Regions from separate parts of the Mus musculus genome. Here region 2 is linked to region 1. The links are chromatin contacts, found by Hi-C or POLR2A ChIA-PET in ENCODE. All regions are on one chromosome and are shown on one strand. The core of a region is the stretch at or near the end of the contact, and the rest is flanking DNA. Distances in the headings are between cores, read along the strand shown.

Region 1 (4,196 bases), core at 973-3,472:
AAACTTTCAGCTTTGTTTAGAAGGAAGGTTCTCGTGGTCCCAACGTGTACCTCATTTTACTTGAAATTCTGTTCTGAGAGCAAAGTTCATTTTTTAATTATTTACTGCATTTGTACAATATCTGAAATAATACTCAACAATGTTAAGTGACTAGTACAGTGGCTGATAATCTGACGTTTTACTTAAAGCAGGTAATTGAACAGTGTTGACACAGGGGAGAGAGTAAATAAAAGCTAATACAATTTTACTACAGTGGCCTCTCACTTATCAGAACTTTATAGCTGATTTGTAAGTTAACAAGAACTAAAATCTGACATTTTGGGTGGGACAAGTGAGTCCTGCCCATTAGAGATGATTGTTCAGGAAAGGAGGATGAGAAGGTGACTAAGAAATTCAGTTGCAAAGTTCTAGTTTTGTCTCCTTTATCATCCAATTCTACCATACTAGAGCTTAGCACTTCGTGCACACCATCAGTAATAAGGCAGCCATACTGCAGAATGGTTTATCCATTCCAAGAATTACTAAAAGAAGAGACAGTTTGGTGGGATGTCATTTGACTGGTTAAGATGTGTAAGTGGATTGTCATTAATATTATTTAATAACTGCATCTTATGAAGCAGGGGCAGATTCTATAATTTCACAGTATTGACTCTCAATACAAAGAAATGAAATCAGGAGGGCCTCCTCTATCCCTCAGCATTTTCCAAGCAAGCAGCCCTTCAAGTATTCTTCCTTCTCTTCCCTTTTTATAGCCATGGTTACCTAAAAAGACTTTTCTCTGTATTTGTTTGACCTTCCTCAAGTCACTCATTGATGTGGAGTGTCCATTCCACTACATCTCCCAGATTGTCGCTGCTGATCTCAGTCACCAGACCACTTTGTCACTTTTCAAATGCTATTCTATTGTATTTCTCTGCTACATTTGAAGCAGTTAACCATTTCCTTCAGATGCTCAGGAATTTGTTGAGTTTAACAGGATGAGAAGACATGCCTAGAACAGACACCTTAACTAGCAGGCCCTTACTGACGGTCCCCTGTAGAGGAGACTAGCCTCCTTCCCCAGCTGAGCTCACTTGCCACTTGGAAGAATTTGCCGTACTCTGCATGTTGGTAGCAGACAGCATTCTTCTGGTCTTTCCTCAACCTCTCTAGTGGTTCATTTCCTAGTTTAGTCAAGGGTTCTTACTCTCAGCTCTCTACACATAGCCACACTCTTCTGAATAGCTTTATTTGTTATGCTGTACTGGTGTTTGTAAAGGGCTGCTTTAAGGAGTACTTGCATCAACATCTGTAAGGACTCTCATTCAAAGTACAGAGTCCAACAGAGTACAGTGTCCTAGGGAACTAGGACACTGAAGGGTGAAAAACAAATTCTGCATTTTAAAATCAGTTTCTCAGACACTGTTTTTAGAAGATCAGATTGGAGGTGCTGAGCATGGAACTCAGAGACAGAGTGCTTGCCCAGCATGCTTAAGGAGTGGGTTCAGTTCAAAACAAATCAGACTGGAGAATCACAAAAATACACTCATTCTGAAATAATGTTATGTATCTCCGTTTGGTCTACATTCTTTAACTATTAGGAAATAACAGAGGAGTGCCTTGGGGGGAAAAAGGAAGATTTGTTTAGCTCAGTTTTAGAGGCTAAAAGTTCAATATCAGGTGGCTCAACTGCTTTGGTCTCTGGTGAGAGCCCCCTTGGAGAGCCATGACATGTCAGAGGGCATAATGGAAGCATATATATGCACTAGAGATGACATGGTGAAGTGGGTAGCCTGAATGTGTCGCACTAGGACCCGCCCCTTAAAAGTGTAAAACCCTCTCAATATTACCACTGTAGTAGCAAACCTTCTGACACATTTGATCTTAAGGACAAACCACATCCAGACTTCAGCTAGTCCCATGACCTCAGTTACTAATTATATGCCAGTGACATCTGACTCAGTTTTAGCTATGAACATTACAGTGGGCTGTCTCACCAGCAGCTCAAATGTCTACCCCTCATAGCTTGCTCTAGTTCTCAGAAAGGTTCTGTTGTACTTCCTGGAAGGGTGATGAAGGGGAAACAGAAGCCACATAATCGTTCTAGTGTCCTCTGGTTTACACCTATCAATACCTCTTCTTACAATTCCTCCCCCAAGACGAACCCCATGCCACAATCGATCTCCTGGGCTCAAGCCTGGGCTGCAAGTCCTGCCTCCTTGGCCTTGAAAGTCAATGGAATACCAGGCGCATGCCACCACTGCACCAGTTTATGCTCGTGATTTGACTCTTGCATGGCACTGTGCCCACATTGCTCCCTTACTAAAAGTTATTTATTATCTACAACTGGCTGGCTGCAGAAAAAGCCCACCTCTAATCCATCCTGCACAACTACTTCCCTGCATAAAACTTCCAGAACTTTCCATAGTCTCTGAGGTAAACACCTAAGCTGACAAACATTGGACCTACCCAGTTCCTATAGTATCTCTGCAATTTAGTCTCTCCTTACTCCACTCTAGAACTGGAAAGTCTGATATGGCAGCCATTAGTCTACCATGTTTGGCTCTGGAGCACTTGATATTCGGGTAGTCTAAACTGATATGTATACTGTGAAACATACTTGGATTTCTACATTTTAGTACAAAGCTGGAAACTGTCTCAATACTTTTTTCATATTGAATATATGTTGAGGTGACATTTTAAATATATGTGCTAAATAAAAATGTTAAAATTTGACTAGCTTCTTCATACTGTCTCAATTCTACCTGTGGTTTGCAGTGTGAACAGTGTATCTCTTGGACATGGAGCCAGCCACACTGAAGGACTTGTTCTGTCTACTGTAGTACTCTGCTTTTCTATGCTTAAAGAACCCCTTCTCCTCTGCACCTCCCTCCCATCATCTCTTACTTGTCCTGCAGGGCTCCATTGAAGTACAGCTCTAGCTTTCTTACTCCTTTCCCTATCCAAGCCTCTGGTTTAGGAGTCTTCCTTCACACTAGCAATTAGACTCCCCACCACAGCGCATAGCTTGCACTTGTGGCCTATTTGTCTACACTCTGTAAGCAAGGATGTGTCCTGTGCTCACCATCTCCTTGCTAGCAGGGCCTGTGCCTTGTTCAACATAGTGGTACCTCAATATCACTTACACTGCTTAGCACAAAGGAGGTACTTTCTGAACTCTACGAGAACAGATACTGCAAATGGCTTCCCTGGACCAAAAGCCAGCAAATATGGCTGATGGCATATGTACAGGATGGCTTATGCATAAATGTTCTTTCTTCATTCTTAACTTGTCTACATCCTATTCAACAATGCAACCTGCTCACTCTCATTTCTTTCTATCCCAGTAAAAGCTTAAAACTTTACCAATTCATATGACCGAGGAAAAGATAAGACAACAAAATGAACAAATGAACAAAATGTACACAGGTTTGTCTCCTAAATATTTCAAACTTGCTTTGATGCTAGAAGAATTTGCTAGAAGAGTACTAGTGAATAATGTGTGAGAAATCACCTATTCATTGCTGGAATACATTTTTATAGCATTTCCTAAGAGCAAGTCTTTGCAGGAATTTAAATGAGACCTAAAATCCAATCATTTTCTCTATAATCCTGAGAGGCTGGCATTCACAGAGAAGTTTCGAGCACATCAAAAATTCTGGCACACTCACTTTATAATTAAAGTTTACCACATTACTTGCTGTTTGAAAAAAAGCCAAATATAAAAGCAGTAAGAACAGACAGTAACCATCCACTTTCCTCAGCTTCATCAGAGAGAAATTTTAAGTGACACCCTCAGCATGTATTCAGTTTGACCACTCTGAGATTTCAAACAAAAACATGTTTTCAGTCTTTTCATGGCATAACTACGGCTTTCATCCCTTTCCATTTTTTATATGATTACAGCTTGTTGAGGATGATATTACACTTTTCCATGTTATTTAAGGGCCCTAATGCTTCACTGTTGGGACTTTGCACTGTGCGTTCATAATGCTGAGGGAGCTGCCTCACTAATTGATTGAGAGTATTTGAGAGGCATGGGTGCCTATGAAAAGAATTCCTAGGGATGAAATCTGAAAGGACTTAAGCAATAGAATCAAATTTTGTCTTGTGTTATTCTAGTTTAAAATAATTACACATTATTCTTTACTTATACAAACAAATAATTGAGTATACTGAAAAAGAAGACAGAAATATTTCATGTAGAATTTTTAAAT
Region 2 (4,156 bases), core at 1,555-4,054, 48 kb after region 1:
TGCATGTATACCGTGTGGGTGCCGAGTGCCTGCAAAGGTCAGAAGAAGGCATTTGATTCCCTAGAACTGCAGTTACAGACGGCTTTGAGTCCCTATGTGGATGCTAGGTAACTGAACATGGGTTCTCTACAAAAGGAGCAAGTGCTTTAAACTGCTGAGTCATCTCTTCACACCCAACCCTGTTTTTGTTTTTGTTGTTGCTGTTATTATTGTTGCATTTTTGAGGCAAAGTTTAATGAAGTTCAAGTTAACCTCTCACTGCATTTGTAGCTGAGGATAACCTTGAATGTCTGACCCTCCTGCTTCTACTTACAAGCAAAAGAATTACAGGCCTGCACCACAATAATTAGTTTTTTGAGGCATTGTGGATTGGACCTAAAACATGTGAGGAAAAGTTCTGTGAAAGTTTACACTTCCAAAGGCAACGAGTCTGGCTTGACCTTACTCTCGAAGGTCCTGTCATTCCGTTTGTTTTCTTGACGATGAGCATTTTGATAGGCTTTGCCGAGCGTGCTCACTGTTTTAGGAGTTTCTGCGAAGTCCTGTGGCTCTTTTAACTATAGGATCAGGCCATCTAAAAATAGAGAGTTTGATTCCTTCCTTTCCTTATCTGTATCCCTTTTATTTCTTTGTCTGCCTTATTGCTCTAGCTGTGATTTCTAGCACTACTCAATAGGAGTAAAAAGAATGGGCACCCTTGTCTTGTTCCAGAATTTAGAGGAAATAATACTAGCTATAGGACTGTCATAGTTAATGTCATGCAATGCTTATATTGAGGGATGGGTTTGTTGTTGTTGTTGTTGTTGTTGGTTTGTTGGTTAGTTAGGGTTTTGGGGGGGTTGTTTTTGTTTTTTTTGAGGGGGGGAGTTCAAGGCAGACTTTCTCTGTGTAGCCCTGGCTGTCCTGGAAGTTGATCTGCTGTAGACCACTCTGGCCTTGAACTCAGAGATCCATCTTCCTTTGCCTCTAGAGTGTTGGAATTAAAGGCCTGTACCACCACTACTGGCCTTTTCTTCAGAGATTTTTTTTACCGTGGATCAATATTGACTTTTGTCAAAGATGTTTCAGTCTTGGTTTTTTAAAGTTGTTACAAGGTACTAAACAGGGGGACCCCTCAGGGACTCTTGATGAACATGCCTGACAAGAAGCTGTGTCATTCCTTTAGGTTCTGTGTTTTGTCATAAATGTTGCTTTGTATTTAGCTTCTAGTTCCCAATTAGCCTGTACATTTCCCACTTCTAAGAAGCCTTCTTTGTTGATTCAGATCCCAGAAGGCCTGATTGCGCCTTCAGATCTATTTCTGCAAGAGCGTGGTCCACTGTTCTGAAAAGTCCAAGTGGCAAAGTCAGATACCACCACAAGCAACAAGTCAGATAAGGGAGATGTAGTGGTACAGCCTTGAGTCTCAGCTACTTAGGAGCCGGAGACAGGATGATCCCATGTTTAAGTCCATCCCAGGCTACAGAGTGATTATAAGCCAACATGGGAGGGGGAAATGACTCAGGAGTTAGCAGAACTTAATGACCATCCAGAGAACCTAAGTTCCGTTCTAGCACCTAAGGAGGGTACAGCATAACTGCCTGTGACTCCCATTCCAGAGCATCTGATACCCTCCTCTGGCCTCCAAGGGCACTGAGGGTGCTTTCACAGACCCACACCCAGATACACATTTAGTAACATTAAAAATTCCATTATTAAAGTAAAATAAAAAATTAATTAAGAAAAAAACAAAACCTGGGTTGCAACTCTGGTTCAGTGGTATAGCTCTTGCCTGATATGTACAAGGTCCCAGGTTTAACTCCAGGACTTCAAAAAGCAAACACACACATGAGCTGGTCACATCACAGTCATCAACTTCCACTAGGAATAATTGTTCTAATTGTAAGTTTCTGCAACAAGAATGTTTTCATTTATGCTTTCCTGTGAAGAAAATTAAGAAGGGTTTCATGTATGGCCAGAGTAACTGGGGGGCTTGGGGGGGGGATAAAAAACTATAAATGGCCTTAATCCACTGAAATGGAGTCTTCTGTAAGTAAAGCCAAGAGATAAATGAAACAAGCAGGAAAAAAATATTATCTTGCACCTTAGATTCCTATAGAAAAGTGCACCTGCCAATTATTTCAGAGTCCTGATTGGTTAGCCTTGATAACTAAGCGAGTTCTCTCTTTCAGGTTTAGCCAGATTCACTAGCTGATGTATCTCTTTTGTTTTCCTCCCAAGGCACTGTTTCAAAAGTTCAAACCAATATCATCAGCCAGCTTTGATTTACTTCCAAAAGATTCCTTTCACACTCTTTTAATACAAGTATTTGATATCCTCTTCTAAGAATGCAATAAAAAAAAATGTATCCTAAAAGTTACAATAGTTTCTTAGCCTGGTAAGTTACCATGGCAACCTTTAGCTTACTGGAAAAATAAGTAGCAAGGGTTTCTATCCTGTTTCCATGATGGTGCTACACAGTCTCATTCTGTCCTTTGGATCCTAAGGTGAGATCAGTGCTAATTCTTCTGCTGCAGATTGTTCTTTTCCTTCAAGGGCTGAAACTGGAAAAAGCTCACTCACCCTCTCCTCCCCTCCCTCCCTTCCTCCCTCTCATCCTCTGGCTCCCTCTTATTCTTCTCTGAAATGGAAATGATTGCAATCAAAGGACTTTTTATTGTAGAAAGTAGTTTTGCTTTGACTTTTGAATTTTTTTATACACCTCCATTGTTTTCTTACATGATAGACAAGTAGGTTAAATTTAAATTCAGGTGTCACAATAGTGGGTGCATTACCATCATGCCTACATAAAGGCCAGTGACTCATTTAGAAAGGATGCCACTGTACCCAGAAAGGAATCTAGACTCCGACTGCATAAAATGTTTTCCCATTGCCTTTGATACTTTTGGCCAGCAAAAGGCAGAGGCATAGCAAAAACAGCTAAAGTCTGTCCTTGAGAGTCCATTAGAGAGCTTGCAGCATTGCAGATGTTGAAAGTTGGGTACTTCTGGCTTAATCTTTCCATTTCCTTAAATTCAAGAATCTGTGGGGGAATGGATGAGCCATTTAGTATCTGAAATCTGAGAAGATCATGGAGAAATATCTCTGTATTAGAAGGTCTCCAAACTTTCCTTTATTTTGAGCTGCTTTTGCGGGCATAATCTTACACACCAGGGGTTCTAATTTAGAGCCTTCTTTGACATAGGTAAAGGCTTTAAATTTCTCCTATAATATTCTAAAGTGTTTTGATAGGTTTTTTTGTTTTGGTTTGGTTTGGTTTTGTTTTTTTGTTTGTTTGTTTGTTTGTTTTTTCTAGACAGGATTTCTCTGTGTAGCCCTGGCTGTCTTGTAACTCTCTTTGTAGACCAGGCTGGACTCGAACTCAGAAATCCGCCTGCCTCTGCCTCCCAAGTGCTGGGACTAAAGGCGTGCGCAACCACGCCCGGCGTTTTGATAGTTTTAATTCTTATCTTGACACAACCTAAACTCACCCGTGAAGAGATCTTCGATGAGGGACTGTCTAAATTGTAGTCAAGTCTGTGGGGATTGTCTTGGGTATACTAATAGATGTGGGAAGACCCATCTTTCACTGTGGCTGGAACTTTCCTTGAATTTGGATTCTAGTCTGTACAAGAGTAGTAATTATGCCTGCCTTCATTTCCTGTGCTCTCAACTGAGCATGTGGTGTGATTATCTGTGACAAGTCGTCTTCCCCGAATTCCGCTGTAATGGCTTTTGTGGAGGTTTTCCTATCACTACATCAGGACTGAAATTAGGGCAAGTGTAACTGTATATGAACACTCCTTCCTTTTGGTTTTTTATTTGTACATAAGCCAGATTCTAGATAAAAACAAATGATATTATTCACTTTCTTTCCCTCTCTTCACTTAGCACACCTAAAAAAATCAGGTGTTTAGCCTTGTCAAGAAATGTGGACAAAGCCGGGCGTTGTGGCACACGCCTTTAATCCCCGCACTTTGGAGGCAGAGGCAGGCGGATTTCTGAGTTCAAGGCCAGCCTGGTCTACAGAGTGAGTTCCAGGACAGCCAGGACTACACAGAGAAACCCTGTCTCGTAAAACCAAAAAAAAAAAAAAAAAAAAAAAAAAAACAAACAAAAAGAAGAAATGTGGACAAAAAAAAAGGTGAGTCAAAAAGTTCCATCTCTCCTGTAATGG

Evidence for each region. Hi-C counts contacts between places; a loop is a spot of excess contacts on that map. ChIA-PET counts read pairs that join two places held with the same protein, here RNA polymerase II (POLR2A).
Region 2: a loop to region 1 is called in a map of T-helper 1 cell, with 2.3 times the contacts of the local background. The contact joins two enhancer-like sites. A Hi-C loop is called at or near these places in 19 of 37 maps with a recorded cell type or tissue (CH12.LX, T-helper 1 cell, T-helper 17 cell and 8 more). POLR2A ChIA-PET finds 5 or more read pairs at or near these places in 2 of 5 experiments (Patski and embryonic stem cell).

Annotation. Positions count from the first base shown.
Region 1 is chr1:46,862,444-46,866,639 of GRCm38, forward strand. It overlaps a transcript of Slc39a10 not described here. Among named protein-coding and RNA genes, the nearest start is that of Slc39a10, 11 kb to the left of the region's middle. Within about 2 kb of position 2,223, at least 1 of the 3 ENCODE cell types and tissues checked has a DNase peak (open chromatin) inside an H3K27ac peak, as active enhancers do.
Region 2 is chr1:46,910,175-46,914,330 of GRCm38, forward strand. It overlaps a transcript of Slc39a10 not described here. Among named protein-coding and RNA genes, the nearest start is that of Slc39a10, 59 kb to the left of the region's middle. Within about 2 kb of position 2,805, at least 1 of the 3 ENCODE cell types and tissues checked has a DNase peak (open chromatin) inside an H3K27ac peak, as active enhancers do.